Linked DNA regions of Mus musculus: region 2 is linked to region 1. A link is a contact called in ENCODE Hi-C data. All regions are on one chromosome and are shown on one strand. Each heading gives the region's core, a stretch centred on a gene start or an enhancer-like site at or near the end of the contact. The rest is flanking DNA. Distances are from core to core; before and after follow the strand shown. Region 1 holds the start of Sall1 (spalt like transcription factor 1). Region 2 holds the start of Irx5 (Iroquois homeobox 5).

The links. Hi-C counts contacts between places; a loop is a spot of excess contacts on that map.
Region 2: a map of heart shows a loop between it and region 1 (11-fold over the local background). The contact joins the promoter of Irx5 here to the promoter of Sall1 in region 1. A Hi-C loop is called at or near these places in 7 of 37 maps with a recorded cell type or tissue (heart and left cerebral cortex).

The regions. Positions count from the first base shown.
Region 1 is chr8:89,041,021-89,046,818 of GRCm38, forward strand. Sall1 (spalt like transcription factor 1) reads right to left here and starts at 1,842. Exons shown (of 3, transcript NM_001371070.1): 1 at 1,332-1,842. The coding sequence starts at 1,407. Gm3134 (predicted gene 3134) reads left to right here and starts at 223. Exons shown (of 3, transcript NR_166639.1): 1 at 223-776.
Region 2 is chr8:92,354,130-92,359,689 of GRCm38, forward strand. Irx5 (Iroquois homeobox 5) reads left to right here and starts at 3,667. Exons shown (of 3, transcript NM_018826.2): 1 at 3,667-4,300; 2 at 5,408-5,560. The coding sequence starts at 4,055. It overlaps Crnde (colorectal neoplasia differentially expressed (non-protein coding)), which reads right to left and starts at 1,991. Exons shown (of 4, transcript NR_110452.1): 1 at 1,559-1,991.

The sequences.
Region 1 (5,798 bases), core at 592-3,091:
CTCTGGCTCTGCCTGCGCGTACCCGCACCCAGAGCCGCTCAGAGCCAGGCCTCTGGGGACGGAGCCTGCGATGTGGGGCTCCAGCGCCCGCAGAGCGTAGTGGCCAGAGGTGCGGATCTCAGGTCACGCTTCCGAGCTCTGCTGGGGTGCAGCTCCTTCCTCCACGCCCGGGATCGAGGATTCCCGAAGGGCAGCCGGGGCCGCCGAGCCTCGGGTCTGGTCACTCTCCAACCGACGCAGCGGAGAGTCAGGCACAAAGTCCGGTGACCCCGGAACCGAGCGTAGCCTCTGGCCTGGGAGCTCGGAAACTCTGCCCTAGAACAGTTCAGGTCAAGCTGGGGTCGGAGGGGGTCTTCCCTCAGTGACCCCAGTTCCCTGCGCGGGTCTCTCCCATTCTAGGCCACAGTTCCCGCACACAAACTTTTCCCTACTCATTCAGTCCTTTCGGAACCCTGCCTTCATTGCTCGGCTGGCTCCAGGGGTCTGGCGGGCTAATACCCGGGACCCAAGAAAGTGTCTAATGACCCTTACCAGAACGGGTCCCGAAGGATGGGACTCCATAATACGTGGGGTGCACACATCCAAGCCCGACTTTGACGGGTTATGGGTGCAAGTGTGGAAAGAAACGACAGGAGAACAAACTTGGGAAGCCGGACCAAGCGACACTTCCCTGTCCCTAAGTCAGTCTCCAGAGCGACCGGCAGCACTCGGCCGCGACCCCAGGATGTCGCTCCTCCACCCCAACCCCCAGTTCTCACGGCTCGGAACCCCCAAAGGTACCATGTTTCGCCCGCTAGCCAAGTGGGAACGAGAGTTTGGGGGGGGGGTGGGTACGGAGAGCTCCCCACGCGCTCGGCGTTCAGCCACCCGGACGAAGTAAACTTCTTTAACGTTGGCCGCAGGGCTGGGCGGTGAGGCCCAGGCGACAGAGGCCCAGCCCGGGGACCCGGGTGGCGCGCGGGGAGCGGGAGAGAGCTCGCGTGGGCAGCTCCAGATGGCCTCTGCCCGAGAGATCGCCCCTCGGGGCGGCAGGGTCGTGGCCGCGGCTTCTCCGACCCTCTGGGCGGAGGAGCGAGCCGGCCAGTCGACCCTACTCCGCCCAGTCGAGGACACGGAACTCCGGAAAGCTCCAGCCGGGATAGGCTGGCTCTCCCGGGACAGGGGAAGCCTGGCCCGGCAAATTGAAATCGAGGAAGCATGAAATAAAATCAGACGCGCCGAGTGCAGAAGGCGAAAGCGGCGGTGGGCGCGGGGCCCGCCGCGTGTGCGTGGGTCCGAGTGTGCGTGTGAGTGCGTGTCTGTGTGTCCGCGGCGCCGGCCGGAGCACTCACCATCTCGCCGGGGGAGCGAGGCCACTTCGGGGTCGGATTGGAAATGTTGAGGCTTCGCTTGCTTCCTCCGCGACATGCTGGCTCAAACATCAGCTGGGGCAGAATAAAAAATTACTAAAAAAAAATCTTCTCAAAATTACGGAAATCGAGCGGCGGCGGCGGCGGCTCCCCCCGCCCGCCGGCCCGCCCGCCCCCTCCCCGGCTCCCCGGCCCCGGGCACAGCGCGCATGTGTCCTGCTATAATTATGATTATCAATAATGCATTGCGATTAATCATAGAGGGGCTCTTTGAAAGGCGATTGGCACCGGGCCAGCGCTATTCAAACCCGCTCGCCTTAATCAATTAGTTCGTGATTTGCTGCAGACCCCTGTCTCTCCGCGCGCTGGCCCAATAAGCCGGCCGCGGGGCTGGCTCTGCGCGCCGCGCCGCCCGACTCTTGGTTAACCCTCTTGGCGACCGCCGGGGACTCCGCGGCCCGGCCGCCGGGGGCCTGCCTCCTCGCCACTGCGCGCCCAGCGCCCCGGCCGGCGCCCCCCGCTCGTTCCCCTCCCCCCTCCCCCGCCCTCCATCCCGGGCTGGGCCGACCCGAATTAGCATGCTCGCCCGGGAGCCTAGCGGAGCAGGGCCGCGTGGGGGTGGGGCTGGCGGCGGGGGCTGGGGACCCAGGCTGCGGGCGAGCGGCGAACTTCCTAACTCCCGCGCTGCGTACTGGCCCGCGAGGGGGAGGGAGTCCCGTGGCGGGACGGGGTAGGAGAGGGCGCCCCATTTCGTGAGTGTTCCTTCATTTTCTTTAAGAGCTACCAGAAAGCAGCCCACCCCCACTCTCATAAAAAAAAAAAAGCGAGTGGGGAAGAGCCAGCCCCACGCCAGTCCGCCTCCCGCTCGCTGCCGGGCCTCCCTCCCGCCTGCCCGCCGCCTGGCTCGGAGATCCTTCGCCCAGAGTTCTCCACTCTCAGGATCCCGGGCTCGCGGGGGTGCGGAGAAGAGGACCCAGGAAAGGTTTGGGGACGTGATGGGTTTGGGGCTTGGGGGGAGGGGCAGTTTTCTCGCCACCCCATCCTCTCCCTGCCTGGGAGCGGCGACCCTCCAGCCTCTTGCTGGCTCCTTAGCTCCCTTTCTCTACCTTGGACATTCCCGGGACAATTAGGGCTGAAGTTTTCGGGAGAAGCGCCCCGAGCCCGTGGGATAAGGGGGCGGCTCGGCTCCGCCCAGGACCCCCTCCCGAACCTCCCCCCGGCCGCCCCGGTTGGCTGCAGGGCGCGTCACTCCGCGGGGAGGCGGCGGCCACCGTGGCGCCGCCAAGCTCCGGGCGGGTGGAGAGCAAGGACCTGCCTGAGCTCCGAGTTCAGCTTCTGCGGGAGGGAGGGGAGGGGCGCAGCTAATTCTGTGCTAAGCAGCGCTCCCCTGGCCTGGGTGGTGCTGCTGGAGCCAGACCCTAGGCACCGCCTCTACCCTGGACCCTAGTGCTCCGTGTCCTAGGGGTGGAGGCCGCCACCTCGTCGCAGACGAGGTGGCTACCCGGAGTGAGTGAGCATGGAGGGGGGGTCCTGTTCGTTGCCCTGCTAGCTACGCCGTGACTCGCCTTCACTTTTCCGACACTTGCTACGTGCGGCGCCCAAACTTTTCTCTCCATCTCTCTCTGTTTCTCTCCCAGAGCTGGGAGCCAGCCTCTCTTACCCGCTCACGGGACCCAGGGATCCGGGCCCTGTACTCCCTCTTCCGGGTTTGGGCGCCTGCGAACCTGAGGCTTGGTCCTCGGCTTAGTTTAGACCTCCTCCTGCCTCGGGGTTTCCGCTCGCCGAGGTTCCCGAAGTCCTGCACCCGAAGGACTAAACTAACTAAACTTCGGCTGAGTAATGGGGGTGGAGGCGGGGGAGGGGTGCAGATACACAATCCTTGCCCTATCTCGCGATCAGGAGAGGAGAGGGCTCATAAGGACGCCCCAATTCTGGAGCGCCTTTGAGTCTGGATCGTGACACAGTCGGCTCGCGCGAAGTGGGCACTAGCCTTCACAGCAGAGCCTTGGAACTCAGGACCCATGTCGCACTCTCTTAAATGGCTTTTAGCCCCTTTCCACGGTTCTTTTTCCCCTAATCTTTTGTGTGCTAGTTGAAAGTATCTTTTTATGTCTGCTGACTTTATACTTCTTGGTTTAACTTCTGCCTTCTTTCCTTCTCCCCGTCCATCCTTCCTCTCTCTCTTTTTTTTTTTATTTTGTCCTTGCTCTCCCACCCCTCGCGCGTCTCCCTGGTCTCCGGCTCTCTCCCGCATCTCGCTCTTCCCTTCTCTCCAGGTTCTGTTGGGTACTGTAGATTTTGATAAAAAGACAAACGAAGCTATCAGTGGCTCTGATGTTGAAGAATGAAGATAATAATGTTTCCATAGGTGGTGTTTCAAATGCCATTATTTCTCACTGAATATTTAAAGAGATCTCTCGGCAAAGATGGATTTGCGCGCTCCTGGGGTGCTAGCCGCTTACTTTCCCCAAACCCCCGGGAACGTGATCAGACCGGAACACTTTTAAATCTAGCACTCTCCCCTACCCCGCAAATCGGAGCGCTTGAAAACACACCAACGTGCACCCCTCAGGGTGCACCGAAGCTTCCAGGCGCACCTTTCTTCCTTGAATCTGCCGGTATTTAGAGCCGCCCTCAACAGTCTTTAACATTCTTGGCTTCTTGAAAGTCCTGGCCTCCGGGCAATCCAGTGGCCAGAAACCCAGTGGAGCTGGCGGTCCTACAAGCCCTTCTCGGGGTGTGCTCCGCGGGAAGCTCCAGGGAGATGCTTCACACGTGCTCACTGTTGGCTCTATGTGTGATTAAGGGTGGGGGGAATCTCCCCCCAAACACCACAAACGAACGAAAACGCAAAATCTGCTGCTTCGCGCTGTTTAATTAAAAATGGGCGAGCAGAGACGAATTAATTGCGGGTATCTAAACTTTGATAACTTTTTTCGTTCTTTTGAGTCCTCGACGACGTAGAGGCGGGCGCCTGGCTCTGTGAGCGGCATCCCCCGCTAATTTCTTGTTTGTTTTCTTTCCCTTTGGCCGGGAGAGAGAAGAGGGGAGGTGGAGGAGGGGGATGGGAGGAAGGGGACGGTTGGAATGGCCGGGAGAGAATTGGTCTTTATTGTTGGTGGCGATACATCAATTACAGGCCATTGTCTCGCGCCCAAGTTCCGCGGTTCGCTGGTGCGGTCGCCGAAGTGTCAGCAAGCTGGCGAGGCACCGCGTGCCGCAGAGCAAAGACATAATTAAATCAATAAAAAATGGACACAGATTGGGGTTTATTTTTTTATTTTTGAACGGGTCGGGAAAGAGAAGGATAGTGAGGTGCCACAGCTGGGGTTCCTTCTAACCTGCACACCTCCAGGCCAGGGCGCTCCATAGGGTCGAGTCCTCCAAACCATGGATGGGGGCTGCTCCTGGGAAATACGGCGAAGAGGTTGTGGCTTGTAGGATCCTGGGGTGGGGGGTGGGGGGCTGGTATTTAGGGACAGATACCCAATAGGGAATGGGGATAGCCCCAAATGAGGTGACAGCTGCGTGGGGGTCGCGACCTCTCAGACCAAGACGAAACGGACCCTGTGGAGGCACTTAGCAATTGTACAAACTGCCTTTGGGGTGCGGGGATGTCTATGTTCCCTCCACAGTATAGCCTCAGTTTCCCGAGGTCTAGTTTGTCCGCGGTGAGTTGGCTGGCCCGAGGGCGGTGGTCTAGGGCTGCGGCCATAGAGAAATTTTCAAGGAAGGTGTTTCCGGACTTCTTTGTTTGAGCTCCAATTTTAGGAAGGGGTGGTCGCATGAAGGCCTTCTGTTCTGAGGCCTGGTTCTTCTACCCGCAAAGTTTTCTAATTATGGCCCAGTCTGACCCTGGTGTGGGATGTGATTGAGGCCTTATGTGGGCCCCTGACTCTTTTTCAGGTTCCATCTGTGCAGTTTGAGCACCCACTCTACAAGTGGAGGTGGGCCCTAAGCGCTCTGGCTGTGTCCCAGCTTCCGAAATTTCCAGCCCAGGCTCCAGGCAGGGGCTACAAGGGCAGTAGAGGAGGTTTCGTTTTCCTATGCCGGGCAAAAAGCGGCAAAAAGGCGGCAGCGGCGCCCCGGGGGCGGGGAGCAGGCACTTCGATGGTATCAACATTATTGATGGGGAAACGTACTGGGCAGGAGCCGGGAGATCAGGTTCCCAGTCCCTCCCCTCCCCGGTGGTGGGTGGGATCAAGTGGATGGTGTGCTCCGTGTGTGTGTGTGTGTGTGTGTGTGTGTGTGTGTGTGTGTGTGTGTGTGTGTGTGTGTGTGTGTGTGTTTGGGGATGGAGCGCCTGGATGCACCACCATTAACCACCTGGGGTTTATTTGTGTTTTCTTGTCTGGATGCCTGCAGTGTGGGGGTGGGAAGAACAGGGAAGAAAGATTGAAGTGGCTTCTAAGTATTCTTTTCTAGACTTAGGGCTTGGGGTGGCGGTGC
Region 2 (5,560 bases), core at 2,417-4,916, 3.3 Mb after region 1:
CCTAACAATACAGCCCTCTATTTTACGCTTTGCTTTAGAAATTGAGAGCCATAATTCCACAAAGACAGAGCACAAAGAAAGCCAACACAAAGTATTGCCAAAAAGCCACAAGTAGTATCAGAGCATGCCAGAACACTTAACATTAAACTATCATTCCTCTCTAAAACTTCTGTTGCCAAAGAATCTGTCTCACAAAATCTGGAAGCTCAAAGACAGCTTTCAAGAGCAATTAAAGTCTCCAAAAGCAAAACTGTACAAAATTATGTCCTCTCCTTGTGTCTCCATTTATAGACAACATTTTCTCTGGATCTTAATTAAGATAACGATGCACACCTGTGTCAACATTCTCCAGCAAGACAGCCTTATCAATCATAATCCTTTAAGAACACTCGAAAACAGCCAAGCGATAGGACAGAAGCAATCTGTTGCCTTTCCTGATGCTGCTGCTGTGTCTCAGCCACAGAAATGACGAGATCTTTAAAATCCTGCGGGTCTACTTTTGTAAGTCTTTAAAGTTTTCACTGTAAACAACTATTACACTAAGCAAACAGGCGTCACCTCCTTTGCACTTGATAGAAACAATGACAGCCCTACTTGTCCAGAACTTGAAGAGCAAGCGCCATGCCAGATCTTGGCAGCACAATCGTAGGTCTTATTTTAAAGCTCGATGTTTTAAGAGCTAGGCATAACTAGATCCGTGCAGACACGACAAACCAATAAACCCTTGGCAAGTTTTTAAATGAAGCTTAACAAGCCAACATTAAAAACAGAGTAACCTAGCCCTAGTACATGTTTAGAAATATACAAATGCAGCAGTAAGGGGGAATAAACGAGTCTTGGTGATCTGGCATGAGGGTCCTACCTCTGCTGGTGTATAAAAAGCTTCAGCGACAAGAGACCCGGAACTACAGCTAACAAGTGAACAGTTTCCCAAATGGAAAAGCTGACGGAACAGAAAGGAAAAAAAAAAAAAGGTGTTTGTGTGGGGAGGAGTGTTGATTCTCCCCTAGTATCAAGATAAAAAGTTAAAACCTTGTGTTTGCCAGCAAGAATGTGTTTACCAAGCGAGAATATAAAAGCTTTCTTGTAAACATGGAGAAAAGGACGCCAGATGCTATCTGAGTTCCGTCTGCCTGCTAATGATCAGCTTTCGCCTTCCCTCTCTTATTAACGCGGTTCTGTATCAGACGCAGGCGGCTGAGGCCAGCAGAGCAGCAGAGCCATCAGTGTGCAAATAAAGCAGAAAATAGAGACATCCTTAAGAAATGAGCCTTAAATTTGATGTAGAGCGGAGGTGACAACCAGAGAAACAAAATCGCAAATTCTAAATGTTTCAATATCTTGCAGGACACTTTCTAGTCCTTCACACACACCAAAAAAAATAAAAAAAATAAAAAAAATAAAAAAAAAGAGAGAGAGAGAGAGAGAGAGAGCAGAAAAAATATAGAGTGGGGAGCAAGATGGGGAGGGGGAGACAGAAACAGTCAAGTCGCCCAAGTGGCAGGATTATGTAATGAGGATGTCTGCGTGACAGACTTGGGCTCTCGGTGGCACAAACCTCCTTGGCTCGCTTTCAGAAGTCTTCGTCCTGGACCAGAGCCGAGACACTGATGCCGGGGACACGCGTGGGCCAGGGAGACACGCCCACGCGCGCCTGCCCGCACTCAGACCGCGGGGCCCTGCTGCGTCCACCGCCATCGGCTTGGTGCGCGGCTCTGCGCGGGCCGCGGACGCTCCCTCGTGGCAGGCCGCGCCGACCGTTAGCCGGGCTGAGCGGGCGGAGCCGGGGGGCGGTGCGGACGCGGGAGGCGGGGACCCGCGCGTCGGGGCGGGGACGCTCCCTGAAGAGCTCCGGCCTACCCCGAACCCGGAATGGTCAGCCCGAGAGGCAGCCTCAGGCCGCCGCACGCTCTCCAGGGCTCCGGTTTCGCGTGCCGATCAGTCTAGCTCGCAGCCGCCCGCTTCAGCAGCCGACCGCTTCTGGTCTCCATGACAATACGCAGCCAAAGACCCTCCCAGCCACGCCCCCTGGCGCTGGAACTCCGAGGGAAGCGGATTACGTCATCCAGAGGAGGGGCTAATGGAGACCAACGCCCAATCAGAGGCGAAGCTGTGTAGGGGAAGGGCGGGGTAGGCCTAGAGGTTCTTGGAGAATGTAGTCCGCGGGGTCCAACCTCTCGGGGGCGGAACCTGTATCCTGAGTGCTAAGTGAGGGGGCAGTCTGCGCGCGTGCGTGAATGCGCGCCGCGGTGCGGGTCCCTGTGCGATCCGCGTGGGGTTAGTGTTTGCCACGGCCCCAACCGAGCAAACTGCTTGCTGGCTAGTGAGAATCATTACAGGAAACTTTGTGTATTGTTACGCTCCAGCCTGCGCGTGGCTGGGTTGTGAAAGGCCACAAAATGCTTGATGTGTGGTGTGTGCACTCTGCCGCCGGCGGTCCTGGTTTACCAGCGCCCCTGTCTGTCCCAAAGCTTCAGTGCGTTTGTAATTTGCGGCGGCGGGAGGTGGAGACCAGGGACTAGGGTCTGTTTTGCCTTCTCACTGTGTGGCCGTGGGGGGTTTGGGGAGGGGGTGTTCCGAGAACTCTGCCTGGGACTCTGTGGTGTGTGTTTGCCGGGCCAGCGCCTCGCTGAACAAACAGCGGTTGGGTTGGACACTGTTCACTGCCCAGTGTTTGCAGTGGAACTGGGGCGGGGGCGAGCGAGGGTGGAAGGCGACTTAGTGGAACAAAAGGGGCGAGACCCCACACCCTCCGGCTCCACAGACCTGACGGGGCAAGCTGCTCGTGGCTAGACATGAGAAGCAGGCATCGCTACTTGGGATGGCAAGGGGCCGGGGGCGTCTGGGGGACCGACTCGGGTAGAACAGCTTCTCCGTCGGGCACTTCTTGCCCACTGCCTTCCTCGTTCCAGAGAAAAGTCACACCCCCAGCCAGAGACCCCAGAGTCTCCTCTCTAGCCTCTTCTCGTCGTCTGCCAGGGATGGGTGGAAGGAAGGGCTAGCGGGGCCCCTTCTACTTAGGCCTGGCTCTTGCCCACCTGCTGCAGTTGCTGGCGCAGAAAGGCGGTCATCTCGGCCTCGCTGTGCCCTGAGCGCCGGCATCCATCGACTCTCCCTGGGATCTGAATTCCAGGTCTCCAGCTCAACCTAGAGACCTCCGGCAGGAGGGAGAAGCCACTGTGGAGCGTGGAGGGAGAAAAACCACCTCCCAGCCCAGCTCTCGGGAGAACAAGACGTCCGCCAACTTCGCTATTCGCACTGGCGAGGAGGGCGCAGAGCGTTCTCCCGAGCGCAGCCCGCTGCATCTTTCCCTTTGTGTTCCCGAACGGCCCGAGCCAAGACTAAGGCCAGTTGTACGTCGAGATTGCCGCTCCGCCCAGAGTTAGCAAAAGGAGAGCAAAGTTGGAAGCGATCGGCGCGCTTGGGATGTGATTGTCATCCTGGGGCCGGCGCTCGAGAGTCTGAGAAAGAGAGAAGGAGAGGAAGAGTCGGGAGGGAGGAGGGGGAGGCCGGGCAGAGGAGGAGAGGGGGGTGGCGGAGGAGAGGCGGGCGCTAGGGAGGGGCGAGGGGAGCGCCAGTGAGCGGGAGAGGAGCCGGGGAGGAACAGGGAGAGGGCGAGACGCGCCTGGCGGCCGGGTTGGCTGCCGCCGGCCAGAGGCTCCTGCCAGTCCCCCCACCGACTACACCCCGGGAAGGAGGAGCTTCGCGCGCACACAAGGCGTCAGAATCCTCAATTTCCAACTTAGCATCTTGGCAGGACCTTTGCAAAGCCAAAAGCAGAGCCCCCCGGTGCAAAGAGCGAGGGAGGGGGGTGGGGGGAGAGAAAGCCTAGCCCGGGCAAGCGGGGCGCGCAGAGGAGCGGGCGCGGCGGTCGCAGCCAGAGGCGCGCGGGAAGCCAACCAGGAGGCGCCGCGGGCCGGAGCCCGGGAGCCGGGGCTCGAAGAGCTGCGGCCCGGGGCAGCCAGAAGCCAGGTGCCCTCTCGCTCGCCCTCGCAGGGCGCCGCCCGGCTCGTTGGCCGCCGCGGCGCGGCGCGCCCCATGCCCGTGTGTGGCCATGTCCTACCCGCAGGGCTACTTGTACCAGCCGTCCGCCTCGCTGGCGCTCTACTCGTGCCCCGCATACAGCACCAGCGTCATTTCGGGGCCCCGCACGGATGAGCTCGGCCGCTCTTCTTCGGGCTCCGCGTTCTCGCCCTACGCTGGCTCCACTGCCTTCACGGCTCCCTCGCCCGGCTACAACTCGCACCTCCAGTACGGCGCCGACCCCGCGGCTGCGGCCGCCGCTGCCTTCTCTTACGTGGTGAGTGTGAGCTGGGTCCGAGGCGGGCGGGCGGGCGGGCGAGCGAGCGGGCAGCCGGGGCCAGGCCTGCAGAGCCCGGTTGCGGTGGACACGGGCCTAGGCGCCACCTCACCCGCCAAGCTTCGCGGCCCTTGCAAACTTGAGCAATTGTCTAATTCAGCTTCACTCGAGCCGCGGGCTCCGGAGTGGCTCTGGCGAAAGCCGCGTCTTGCTGGGATCGCCGAGCTGAAGGGAAGGCTTTGGGGCGCGGGGAGGGGGGGGGATTGATTGGTCTTTACTATAAAGAACGGCATTTGGCTCAAAGCTCTGGGACAACCCGCAAATTTCTTCTTCTTCTTCCTCCTCTTTCTTTTGGTTTTGCCATGTTGGAAAAAGTAGTTCAAAAGAAGCCGACCGGAATTCCAAACAGTAGTAGTGTGCTAAATCTATGTAAATGTGTTTGGCCTCGCCTTTAATTAATCCCCAAAATGTTGCAAATCCGTAATCCTATCTTCGCAATCCGATTTGGAAGTATTAAATTTCTGAAACGGCCAGCGAGATGCGGTGTATCCGGGTTTTTACGGCGGGGTGTGATTTCTGGAAAAGCGCAACGGCTTCGGTTAGGGATAGCATTTTTAGACCGTCGGTGTGCAAGCTAAGGCTCAGCTTGTCTATCGCATTTCTTTGAAGATTAAAGAAAGAGCCTTTCCTTCCCTTGTTGTACCCCTTGCGCCCAACATGCGGCCGCTCTGGAGCAGAGCTCTGAGTTGTTGCTGAGGCTGCTCAGGCCTCTAAGAGAACCGTGGGCCCTTCCGCAGAGGCCAGATCTGAGACCTGGGCACCGAGGTCCCCCAGCAGATGGTGGCCTCCAAGGTGGTGTGCTAAACCCTGAACAGCCTCAGGGGTCCCGAAGGGCCAGAATCAGAATTGGGGGGCCCTGCTGCCTTCTGAGGAGGGGGAAGGTGGTCACTCTTGCGTTTAAACCAGCCAGCTCTGCCTCAGGGGAAGCTGGAGTGCGGGCCCGCGCTGGCACTCAAAACCAAGGACAGAGGGAAAGTGGGTTTCAGTCTTTTGGGTGGCTATGTAGCCCACACCCTCACTCACTTAACCTCTGCCTGTCCCTCACAGGGCTCTCCCTACGACCACACTCCCGGTATGGCAGGTTCCTTGGGATATCACCCTTATGCAGCACCTCTGGGCTCCTATCCTTATGGGGACCCCGCGTACCGGAAGAATGCCACTCGGGACGCTACAGCCACTCTCAAGGCCTGGCTCAACGAG